2 separate regions of the Homo sapiens genome follow, and region 1 is linked to region 2. The links are chromatin loops, found by intact Hi-C in ENCODE. Cell type or tissue: heart right ventricle. All regions are shown on one strand. Each heading gives the region's core, and the rest is flanking DNA. Links, peaks and the distances in the headings are about the cores only. Region 1 overlaps FAM168A (family with sequence similarity 168 member A). Region 2 overlaps FAM168A (family with sequence similarity 168 member A).

Region 1 (5,383 bases), core at 219-5,218, 86 kb before region 2:
TCATCATGTTTTGGTACGTGTCAGAATTTCCTTCCTTTTTAAGTCTGAATAATACTCCATTGTATGTATATACCACATTTTTTTGATCCATTCATCCATCAACAGACACTTGAGTTGCTTCCACCTTTTGGCGGTTGTGAATTTCCCATTGCTTTTTTTCCTCTTTTTTTTTTTGAGACAGTGTCTTGCTCCGTTGCCCAGACTGGAGTGCAGTGGTGTGATCTTGGCTCACTGCAACCTCTGCCTCCTGGGTTCAGGTGATTCTTGTGCCTCAGCCACCCAAGTAGCTAGGATTATAGGTGCGTGCCACCATGCCTGGTCAATTTTTGTATTTTTTTTTTTTTAGTAGAGGCAGGGTTTTGCCATGTTGGCCAGGCTGTCCTTGAACTCCTAGCCTTGTGCGATCCTCCTGCCTTGGCCTTCCAAAGTGCTGGGATTACCAACGTGAGCCACTGCACCTGGCCCTCAATTTTTTTTTATTGCAGTAAAATACATATAACATAAAATTTATCATCTCAATTTTTTGAAAGTGTATAGTTTAGCGTATTAAATACATTCATAATGTTGTGTGACCATCACTGTCAACTATCTCTAAAACTCTTTATCTTACAGATCTGAAATTTCTCTACCCATTAAACACAAACTCCCTATTGCCCCATTCTCCCTACCCCCCTGACAATCCCCATTCGATCTTCTGTCTCTGTGATTTTGATGACTCTGAGTACCTCATATAGGTAGAATCATATAGGATTTGTCTTTTTATTTTATTTAATTATTTAAATTATTATTATTATTATTAATTTGCTAGTGGTGGGATGGAGGGAATGGGTTCTCACTGCCTTTTTTTTTTTAAAAGTGACAATTCTCACTTTGTCATCCAGGAGGGACTGCAGTGGCACGATCATAGCTTATTGCAACCTCGAATTCTTAGGCACAAGCCATCCTCTTGCCTCAGCCTCCCAACCAGCTAGGACTACAGGCATGTATCACCACACTTGGCTAATTAAAAAAATTTTTTTTGGTAGAACCAGGGTTTCACTTATGTTGCCCAGGCTGTTCTTGAACTCCTGGCCCAAATGATCCTCCTGCGTCTGCTTCCCAAAATGCTGGGATTACAGTGTGAGCCACTATACCCAGCCCCATTGCTTTTTTTGTTGTTCTTTTGTCTTTGGCATGACACTGGGTTGGAGCTTACCAGCCCCATTGCTTTTTAATATAACAGCAAGCCTTCCTTTCTCTTTTTCTTTTTTTCCACAAATATTTATAGAGCAGCTTCTTTATGCCCACTATTTTTAGTATTAGAAGCCTGGCAGTGAACAAGACTAACAAGGTCCTTGGAGGTTACATTCTGTTGATAAGAATGGTTCCCTCTTTGGAAGCCTTGCCAGGCACTAGTTCTCTGATTTGCTGAGTTTATGATTAGGCCAGGTATCAACTGTGTGTCCTCACTTTGGACGTTGCAGCCCTTAGCCCCATTTTCTCTTTTTTTTTTTTTGAGATGGAATCTTACTCTGTCACCCAGGCTGGAGTGCAGTGGTGAGATCTTGGCTCATTGCAACCGCTGCCTCCCGGGTTCAAGCAATTCTTCTGCCTCAACCATCCAAGTAGCTGGTTTTACAGGCGCCCATGACCACGCCCAGTTAATTTGTTTTATATTTTTAGTAGAGATGGGGTTTCGCCATGTTCGCCAGGCTGGTCTCGAGCTCCTGACCTCAAGAGATCCACCCGCCTCGACCTCCCAAAGTGCTGGGACCTTAGCCCCATTTTTCCTTTGTGCCTTACTTTGGCATTTTCTCTTAGAGGCCTTTCATGAGCCCCCAGGCTGGATTGGGTGTTCCTCTTCTGCTCTAACCACCCATCACTTATCTTTATTATAATGCTGCCTAACTCTCTCTTCTACTGGAATGGTACCCTTGTTGACTGACTCATGTATAGCTGCTTGGCTTAATGGTAGACCAGATATTCAGGTCCTCTGAGACAGGCCCCTGATGACTTTTGCAACTACATCTTTCACCACAGCCTGCCTTGCACTTTGGACTCTAGCAACACTGAAATACATGTCATTTCCCAAGGCATGTTAAGCTGTTTCTATTCTCTAGGCTCTCCCTTTTTCCTAGAATGCCCTTTTCCTCTAGGCTAATGTCTTTCTCCTTTAAATTAGTCATCTTCAACAAAGGCTACCTTGACCTTCTCTTGACTTTGCCACATTCCTGCTGCTGCCTTCCTTCCATGGCCTTTGTCACGCTATATGGTAATTGACAGGTTCCATGATCTTGAGGAACTTATGGATTTTAGCAGTGGGTCTTAGCTTGCCATCTTCTTCACCCATCAAGTTTCATTTCTCTCTTTACTCATTGAACTTGGCTTTGCTGATGACAGACATTCTGAAATGAAAGTGACCTCCTGGGAGTCTGATGGGATTTCCTCTTTATTGCTCTCCCATTGTATTTCACCCTTGCATTTGTGTCAATTCTCAGTAGGATTAACATAATCTTTTTGTGTAAAAATAATATGCCTCTAATATGTTTCTCACCTAGCAGAGATTCTAATGATCTTAATTAATCCTGATGGCATTTTATATATTCATTTTTTGTCCTAAAATCTCCTTCACCTTGTTTTTTGGAAAAATGCCTGTTATGGAAAAACTAGAAAACTTGGCAAATAATATCGCTCTATATTCTGCCATGCAGAGATTACTTTTAAAACTCAGCATTTAGGCTTTTTTGAAGTTTTTTTTCTATTTATTTTATATAATTAAGATCATACTATAGGTAGTCTTTTGGAGTATTTTTTAATTTAACATTATATCATAAGCATTTTCTATTTTTGAGACAGGGTCTGGGTCTGTCACCTAGGCTGGAGTGCAGTGGCGTGATCACAGCTCACTGCAGCCTCAAACTCCTGGGCTCGAGATCTTCTGTCTTAGCCTCCCAAGTAGCTGGGACTGTAGGCGAACACCCCATGCCCAGCTAATTTAAAATTTTGTTTTTTGTGGAGATGGGTTCTCCCTGTGTTGCCCGGGCTGGTCTCGAACTCCTGGCTCAAGTGATCCTCCCACCTTGGCCTCCCAAAGTGCTGGGATTACAGGTGTGAGCCACTGCGCCTGGCCTCAGTCTTTATTTTTTTGGTAGTTTTCTTAGGATAAATAGGAATAGGGTAATTGGAGTGAAGGTATAATTTATTTTTATTTTTATTTTTTTGAGATAGGGTCTGGCTCTGTCACACAGGCTGGGGTGCAGTGACTGGAGTGCAGTGGCACAATCTCAGCTCACTGCAACCTCCGCCTCCTGGGCTCAAACTATCCTCCCACCTCAGCTTCTTGAATAGCTGGCACTACAAGTGCACGGCACCACACCTGGCTAATTTTTTTTAATTTTATTTTTATTTTTTGTAGGGTTTCACCATGTTGCCCAGGCTGGTCTTGAACTCCTAGGCTCAATCCATCTGCCTGCCTTGGCCTCCCAAAGTGCTAGGGTTACATACATGAGCCACTGCGCCCGGCCAGGTATAACTTTTTAAAGGCTCTTGATATACACTGTTGAGTTATTATCCTAGATCATTGCAGGGACTAAGTATTTGTTAAATGAAAGAGTGACTACCCGCTAGAAAGACTGTGAGTAGTCATGCTCTTTACAGGAGTAGACGAGTGGCTCTAACTCCCCATACTGCCTTTCATATTTGATCCTCTCAGTGTCCTCCATCCTCATTTGTTTACAGTGAGGGCTTTATCCTCTTATTAGTCAGACTTAATTGCTTTCTCTATGCTCAGGCCAGATGAAATCAGGTCTTTATTCCTTCTTTCCCAAAGAAGAGATACTGAACTTCTCATTTGGTCATGGTCTTTCTTCACCCTTCCATCATTTATTGGTAGCATCTTCTGACTTTGAGGGCCCTTCTTGAAACCATAGAGACTTGAAAAACTTGACCAATCCCTTAGGTAATATTTAAAATGTGGGAGGGATTAAGGTCTCGTTGAAAAAAAATCTAGAATTAGTTTCTGAGAGACCAAAGGGATTCTAATTCCTGCTCTACCTGGCTGACCTTAACCTTTGATCTCTCTGGGACTCTGTTTATTATCTGTAAAAAGGGCCATAATAATAACTCCCTTTCTTATCATATGGGCTTGATAGGATTAATTAATTTATAAAACAATATATTATTGAATGGCTACTTTGTAAAATTGTATGATAAATTAAATTCATTCCTTCAGTCATGCATCCTTTATTGATTGATTGATTGATTGATTGAGACAGAATCTCACTCTGTCACCCAGGCTGGAATGCAGTGGCGCGATCTCGGCTCACTGCAACCTCTGCCTTCTGGGTTGTAGTGTTTCTCCTGCCTCAGTCTCCCGAGTAGCTGGGATTACAGTTGTGTGCCACCACACCAGGCTAATTTTTGTATTTTTGGTAGAGATGGGGTTTTGCCATGTTGGCCAGGCTGGTCTTGAACTTCTGACCTCAAGGGATCCACCCATCTTGGCCTCCCAAAGTGTTGAGATTACAGGCATGAGCCACCACGCCTGGCCTCATCCATTATTTATTCAACTGGTCAACAGATGTTAATTGAGTACCTCTTTCGTGCCAGGTTTTATGCTAAGTACTAGATAGAAAGGAAAACAGCAAATAAAGAAACTGTAGTTCACTATGAAACATACTATGATATTGGTATGTAATAGTAGCAACCACCACAACTAATACTTAATGCTTGCCTACTATGTGCCAGGCACTGTTATAAAGCCTTTACCTAAATTAATTCATTTAATTCTTAAACTTTTAAAGAAGGTGCATAATTACTGTAAAGTGTAAATTATAGTGGAATACAAAGGAGAGTGTTAAATGTTACCATGTATTGAATGCCCATATGAGCTAGACATTCTATAGATATTTTATATACATTTTCTTTCGTCTTCCCCACAGCTCTTCAAGGTTAGGCATTATCATTTAAACATGAGGAAATAGAGTCTAAGGAAGATTAAGAAATGTGCCCAAGTTCACAGTTTGTAAGAGGTAGAGTTGGAATTGAACCCAGTTTTAGTCCAATTCCAAATCCTTGGTTCTTAGGATTTTGTTTATACAAGGCATAAGGGTAGGTAAAACTCTCCAGGCTAAGGCACTGTGAGGTCAAAGATAAGAAAGTCCACTGCTTTTGAAGAGGAGAGGAGGTAAAACTGAAAGATATTTTCTTAAAAATGTGAGATCGTTCCTTCCTTTTCCCCACATATTCCTTTCTCTCCAGGGCAGACTAAGAAATCCTTTTGTACCAGCATGGGTATTTAAGTACTTCCTAAGTACTGTACTGTGGCTGCTGCTGCTGATAGCACATGGCAGTTCTGAATGCTTTAGGCAAGTGCCTAATAACTGGAAATTCATTCAGGGCAGCT
Region 2 (5,383 bases), core at 330-5,329:
CCAGGCATGATCTCCTCCTGTGGCAGTGGCCCTCATTTTGGAGCAGCAGGAGACCAGTTTCAAAGCTGATGAGTTTCTTTGATTATAAAAAGCAATTTTGTACTTTGTCCAATCAGCAACACAGAGTGTCTTCTCAGTAGGAGAGTGCTCAGATGTTTACAGGTAAGTTGTACTGCTTAGCACTTGTCTTAGTCCTTTTTGTGCTGCTATAGCAGAATACCACAGACTGGGTAATTTATAATGAATGGAAATGTATTGGCTTATAGTTTTGGAGGCTGGGAAGTCCAATATCAGAGTACAAGCATCTGTCAAGGGCCTTCTTGCTGTGTCATCCCATGGTGGAAGAGAGAGGGGCAAAAGAGGGTGACAGAGAGCAAGAGGGGGCCAAACGCATCCTTTTGTGAGGAACCCACGCCCACCATGATAAAACCCACTCCTGTAATAATGGCATTAACTCATTCATCAGGGCAGATCCCTCATGGCCTAATCACCTTTTAACAGTCCCACATCTTAATTACTGTTAAAATGGTTATTAAGCTTCCAGCACGTGCTTTCTGGGGGGAAACATTCAAACCACTGCAGCACTTTATCAGTCTTTCTCATCCTGATGTACCACGCAGAGAACTGGTTGGGTAGAAGAGAGACCCAAAGCTGGAAGGAGTACAAGTAGTCTCTGTGTTGTTGTTGTCACATGAGCAACATTGCCACATCATCATTGTTTACATTTGCATGTCACTTGACAGTTTGCAACTTATTTTAACATCTATGATCGGCCAGGCGCGGTGGCTCACGACTGTAATCCCAGCACTTTGGGAGGCTGAGGTGGGTGGATCACGAGGTCAGGAGTTCGAGACCATCCTGGCTAACACGGTGAAACCCCTGTCTACTAAAAATACAAAAAATTAGCCAGGCATGGTGGCACGTGCCTGTAGTCCCAGCTACTCGGGAGGCTGAGGCTGGAGAATCGCTTGAACCCAGGAGGCAGAGGTTGCAGTGAGCCAAGATCACCCCACTGCTCTCCAGGCTAGGCAACAGAGTGAGACTCCGTCTCAAAAAAAACAAAAACAAAAACAAAAAATCTATGATCTCTTTTCATTATTAATGTCTCAATACTCTGCGAGGAGAGTGCTTTTATTTAGAGAGAGAGTGTATGTTACTTGGGTATATTTTTAGATAACTCTGGCTGTGAGAATATTTTTTTCCCTTAAGTTTAACTGAAATATATATATAACTCCTTTAACTTTCATCTTCAAGTTGTTCTAGTTTCAGTTTGTTGGCTGATGGTAATTTTATCTAGCTCGTTGCCCTGGGGTAGTTTGCCAGGGCTACACATTACGTATGTTTTAGGACATTCTGTCCTCTGAAATTGGCCAATGGCATTTTCCGTTTTGCTTATCTGATGGTCCCAGCTTCCTCTCCTTGTTAGCCCACCTTTTCTCCACATCTCATTTTTGAACCCTAGACAGACTAATCACAGAGCAGTTGTCATCATGCCAGCTGTTCACTGCCTGCCTTCAACATTTGACTTGTTTCCTATTTTGAAGTGATACAAGAGAAGTTAATGACCTAAAAAATTGCTCATCTATCTTGTGAACCTAGTTAGGAAGGAATTGTTTGATTTTTATGATGTGTAAATAATATATTTGGAGACACATTTTCAAATGTGTCAGGCTATATAGTAAGGAAAGGCTCCCTAAACAAGGTGGGACAAATTGGCTGGCTAATAGAGCTTAATGACAGATTTTCCATTAATCAGAATGGAGAATGTGCTTCATTAAGATAATTAACAGAGCACTTGTGCAGGTGATACTTATTGCACACAAATTTCCAAGTTTATTTCTTTCCCTTGAATAAATTTGGAGAGAAATCCTAGCCATATTTCCTTGTTTGCATTAAAATTATCAGTGGCAACAAATTCCCTTTTCTGTTTTTAAAGCTGCTGGTAACTGGTATCTTGTCCTCTGCAGGTGTAAGGGGCGGATGAGACACTGCTTTTCCTTCCAGCAGTCTGTTTGCTCGTCACCAGACACCAAGCTCCTCTAGTGAACCGTAGAAAGCTTATCCTTTTCCAACTCTTAGACTAACAACATTGGAATTAGAAAGGACCTCAGAGATCTTAAACTAATTCATTTTATATCAGGACATTGAAGTCCAGACAGGGGAAGTGACATGGCCAATGCCACATAGTACTCTAGTGCCAGAGCTGTCTGTGGGATAGTGGGACTAACACTGAGCTGAGAGCCAAAATGCCTAGGTTGACATTAGGCAAGTTATATTACTTCCTTGCTCCTTACTATCTTCATCTGTCAAATGGGGAAAGTATTTAACATAGGGCCAACTACAAGCAAATTGGCTTTTTTGTTTAGTCTTCTTTCCACTACACCCTGATGCTTTCCTTTCAGGGAAAACTGAAGATTATGGAGGAGAAGCTGATGTCAGGAAGAATGAACAATCAATATCAGTGCTGTTTTCTTTGTTTTCTCTGTAGGATCCTCAGTCTTCCACAATGAACCCTGTTTACAGCCCCGTGCAGCCTGGGGCTCCTTATGGCAACCCTAAGAACATGGCCTACACGGGTGAGTAGTGTGAGAATGGCTCTCATTTTGAGAAATGGTGGTTAAGGATATTACCAAATAACTTGCTCCTCCTCCTAACGTATACCTCCAAAAGTCTTGGGAAAGTTTGGGAACATGCAGAAGATATGTCTGAGGTCCAGCGGAAAGATCTCAGAGAACCTGTTGTGTGGTTGTTTCCCAACTTTGTTCTACAATAATACCAGGAGAGTGTTTTAGAGAGTCTGCAAACATTTGATTTGATTATTTTAAAATATTGAGAACTATTTTTATAAAACATGAATACGTGTTAGATGATCAGTGTGTTAAGCTTCTAAGAATGCCTGTTAATTTTTTTAAAAAATGCTACCATTTATATCTGCTTATGTTTTTAAATCAGGATTTTCTCAATGCTATGCAACCAAATTAACATTCAGAAATATATTGGAGTTTCAGCCTGATATAACTGTAACTGTTATCACTAACTTTCTATTTCCCATGTTTGTGTTTATCACAACAGTTTCATTGTCCTTATTACTTAAATTAACAGTAAATATTTTCTGTTTGAATTTGTATTTGTATATTTATTCTAACAAAATTAATTTCCAGTAACCAGGACTCATGGGGCAGTACCCTATACCCTACTAGCTCATGGAGCTTGTTGCTTTTCCCCTTTCCAGTTCAGAGTGTTCCAGCAACTTAAGTTCCTCTGCCAGAGGGAACTGAACTGCTTTGGCAGACGGAGCCCAAGGGAACCCTGTGGGGCTTTGGTTTCCTATTTGCTTTGATCCTGGCTGCCTTCGTTCTTACTAAGTTGCTAAACTAGAGAAGGAAGAGAACAGTTGCATTTATCTATTGATTTGCATCAAGATTTAAACATTGTAAATCTGGAAGGGGAATTGACTTTGTCAAATTTTCCAAATTTCCAAAATTGGAAAGGGAACAGACTTTATCTCTGCTTGGCACATAGTAGGACTCGGTAATGTGTTTTGACTGACTGGACAACAACCAGGTTCAAATCCCAGCTCTGTCAGAGAATAGCTGAGTGACTTTGGACAACTTGCCCTAACCTCCCCAGACTTAATTTCTGTGATGAACTGGGATAATATTATCTATTTCATACTAGATAATTCTGGGAATGGGACAAAATATTATCCATTTCATAGGACAGTTGTGAGAATCAAACAAGATAATTTGTACTCCTCTAGAGGAAAGGAGGATCTTTTTTTGTCTCTATTAATCACCAAGGAATATTATGAGCCTGGAACTGTTTTAAGTTAATTCCCTGCTGTAGATTCTAGGACCACACAGATAGTATAAACTCCACATAAGTAGTATAAATTCAGACTTCATACAGGCCAAAGTTTCAAATTTGTAGGGAGACTTTTATTTTTTAACCCAACCTTGGCTGTTGAATCTCTGTACTTTTGGATTTTTTTTTTCTTTTTTTAACTGACACTATGACTCCTCCAAGGTCCCAACTTTATGTAGGGGAATTTGAGTTGCAGCTCTTGGCTGTTCCAGGGCCCACAGCCTATCTCCTACCCCTGGTGGCTGTAAAAAGCAAGCCCTTTGAGTGCCTAGACTAAAAAATCTCCCCAAAGCATCCCAATATCAGCTTACTACATAGACTTCCTGATTTTTAGTTTCCTCTTCATTTTTTGAGTAATAGGGATTTCTTTTTCTTTCTTAAAATCTCAACTCTACGTAATACAATGTTTGTTATACTTCATAACCAGCTTTTCTAGGTATTATGCAGTAGGCAGATTTTCAGGTTATTTTTCTTCTGTATTACTGGAGATGGAAGATCTAAGTAAAGATAATTTATAAACAAATGCCAAATATATTGCATTACAGTAAGCATTTATATGGTTATGTTAAAATTATTATCATTTGGTAAGAACATACTAGGTACTATATATTAATTATAATTTCATTAATCATAAATGCTATAGTTTTTATAGATAAAAAAACTATGGTAGTTTAATTCAGGTCATGTGACTTGACTAATGTATATAGCTTCTAAGGGATGAGAAAATATTTGAACTCAGTTCTTTGTGGTTTCAAAGTATATGTGCTTTCTGTTACAGTAAGCTAATCTGTCTTAAAATATGTGCTGCTTTCTCTCTTCCCCATGATAAACTAAAGATGAGGATTGTCTTTTCCATTTCTAGGGCTAGGAAAGCTTCCCTTTGAGGAGCTAGAATCCTGTTCCTGGCCAGCATTTTGGGGTAGCCTCAGGAGGGCAAAAGTACAGGGGGTCAAGTCCATTGTACTGTCATCTGCTTCAGAGGAAATGGGATGGTGGCTGCAGGGAACAGAGGAGTTGGAAACACTCCTGGTTTGAAATTCTCTTGAAGTCTGAAGATGGGAAATAAAATATAGTTTTGTGGTGCAGTATTCCAGTAAGCAGCTGTCTTCTAGCCAATTGACAGTGTTCTTTCTCTCTCTCTCTCTCTCTCTCCCTTTTAAAGCCCCTTTACCGAGTACTTACTGTGTGACAAAACCTGAGCTCAGTATTTTACAGAAAATACCTATTTTTACACTTGCAGCAATCTATAATGTGGTTATAACTAGTTCCTTATATATTTTGGCAGAGTGAATTTAGAGAATGTAATATGCCATATACTTTCAAATGTTTAAGCATAGACTATATACTATGAACTGAATGTTTGTGTCCCTCCAAAATCTGTATGTTGAAACCCTTAATCCCCAATGGGATGGTAATTGGAGATTGAACCGTTGTAGGTTTAGATGAGGTCATGAGGATTGAACCTTCATGATGGAATTAGTTCCCTTAGAAGAAGAGACACCAGAGCTCTTTCTGCTGT

What was found. Hi-C counts contacts between places; a loop is a spot of excess contacts. Peaks named below come from ENCODE experiments on the same cell type or tissue, not always from the same donor. Only the 100,000 strongest peaks of a DNase experiment are listed, where the experiment ranks them.
Region 1: it touches region 2 in a loop (1.8-fold over the local background); 1 of 110 quality-filtered maps calls a loop at or near these places.

What each region holds. Positions count from the first base shown.
Region 1 is chr11:73,551,820-73,557,202 of GRCh38, reverse strand. The region is part of intron 1 of FAM168A (family with sequence similarity 168 member A); the gene reads left to right. Among named protein-coding and RNA genes, the nearest start is that of FAM168A, 44 kb to the left of the region's middle. RefSeq lists a silencer at 3,279-3,503 and an enhancer at 5,023-5,383. In heart right ventricle, for the core only: no CTCF peak of the experiment used is centred there; no DNase peak of the experiment used is centred there; H3K27ac peaks cover 1,928 bases.
Region 2 is chr11:73,465,598-73,470,980 of GRCh38, reverse strand. It overlaps FAM168A (family with sequence similarity 168 member A), which reads left to right. Exons shown (of 8, transcript NM_015159.3): 2 at 2,489-2,576. The coding sequence starts at 2,507. Among named protein-coding and RNA genes, the nearest start is that of RELT, 92 kb to the right of the region's middle. In heart right ventricle, for the core only: no CTCF peak of the experiment used is centred there; DNase peaks (open chromatin) are centred at 1,390 and 3,281; H3K27ac peaks cover 4,712 bases.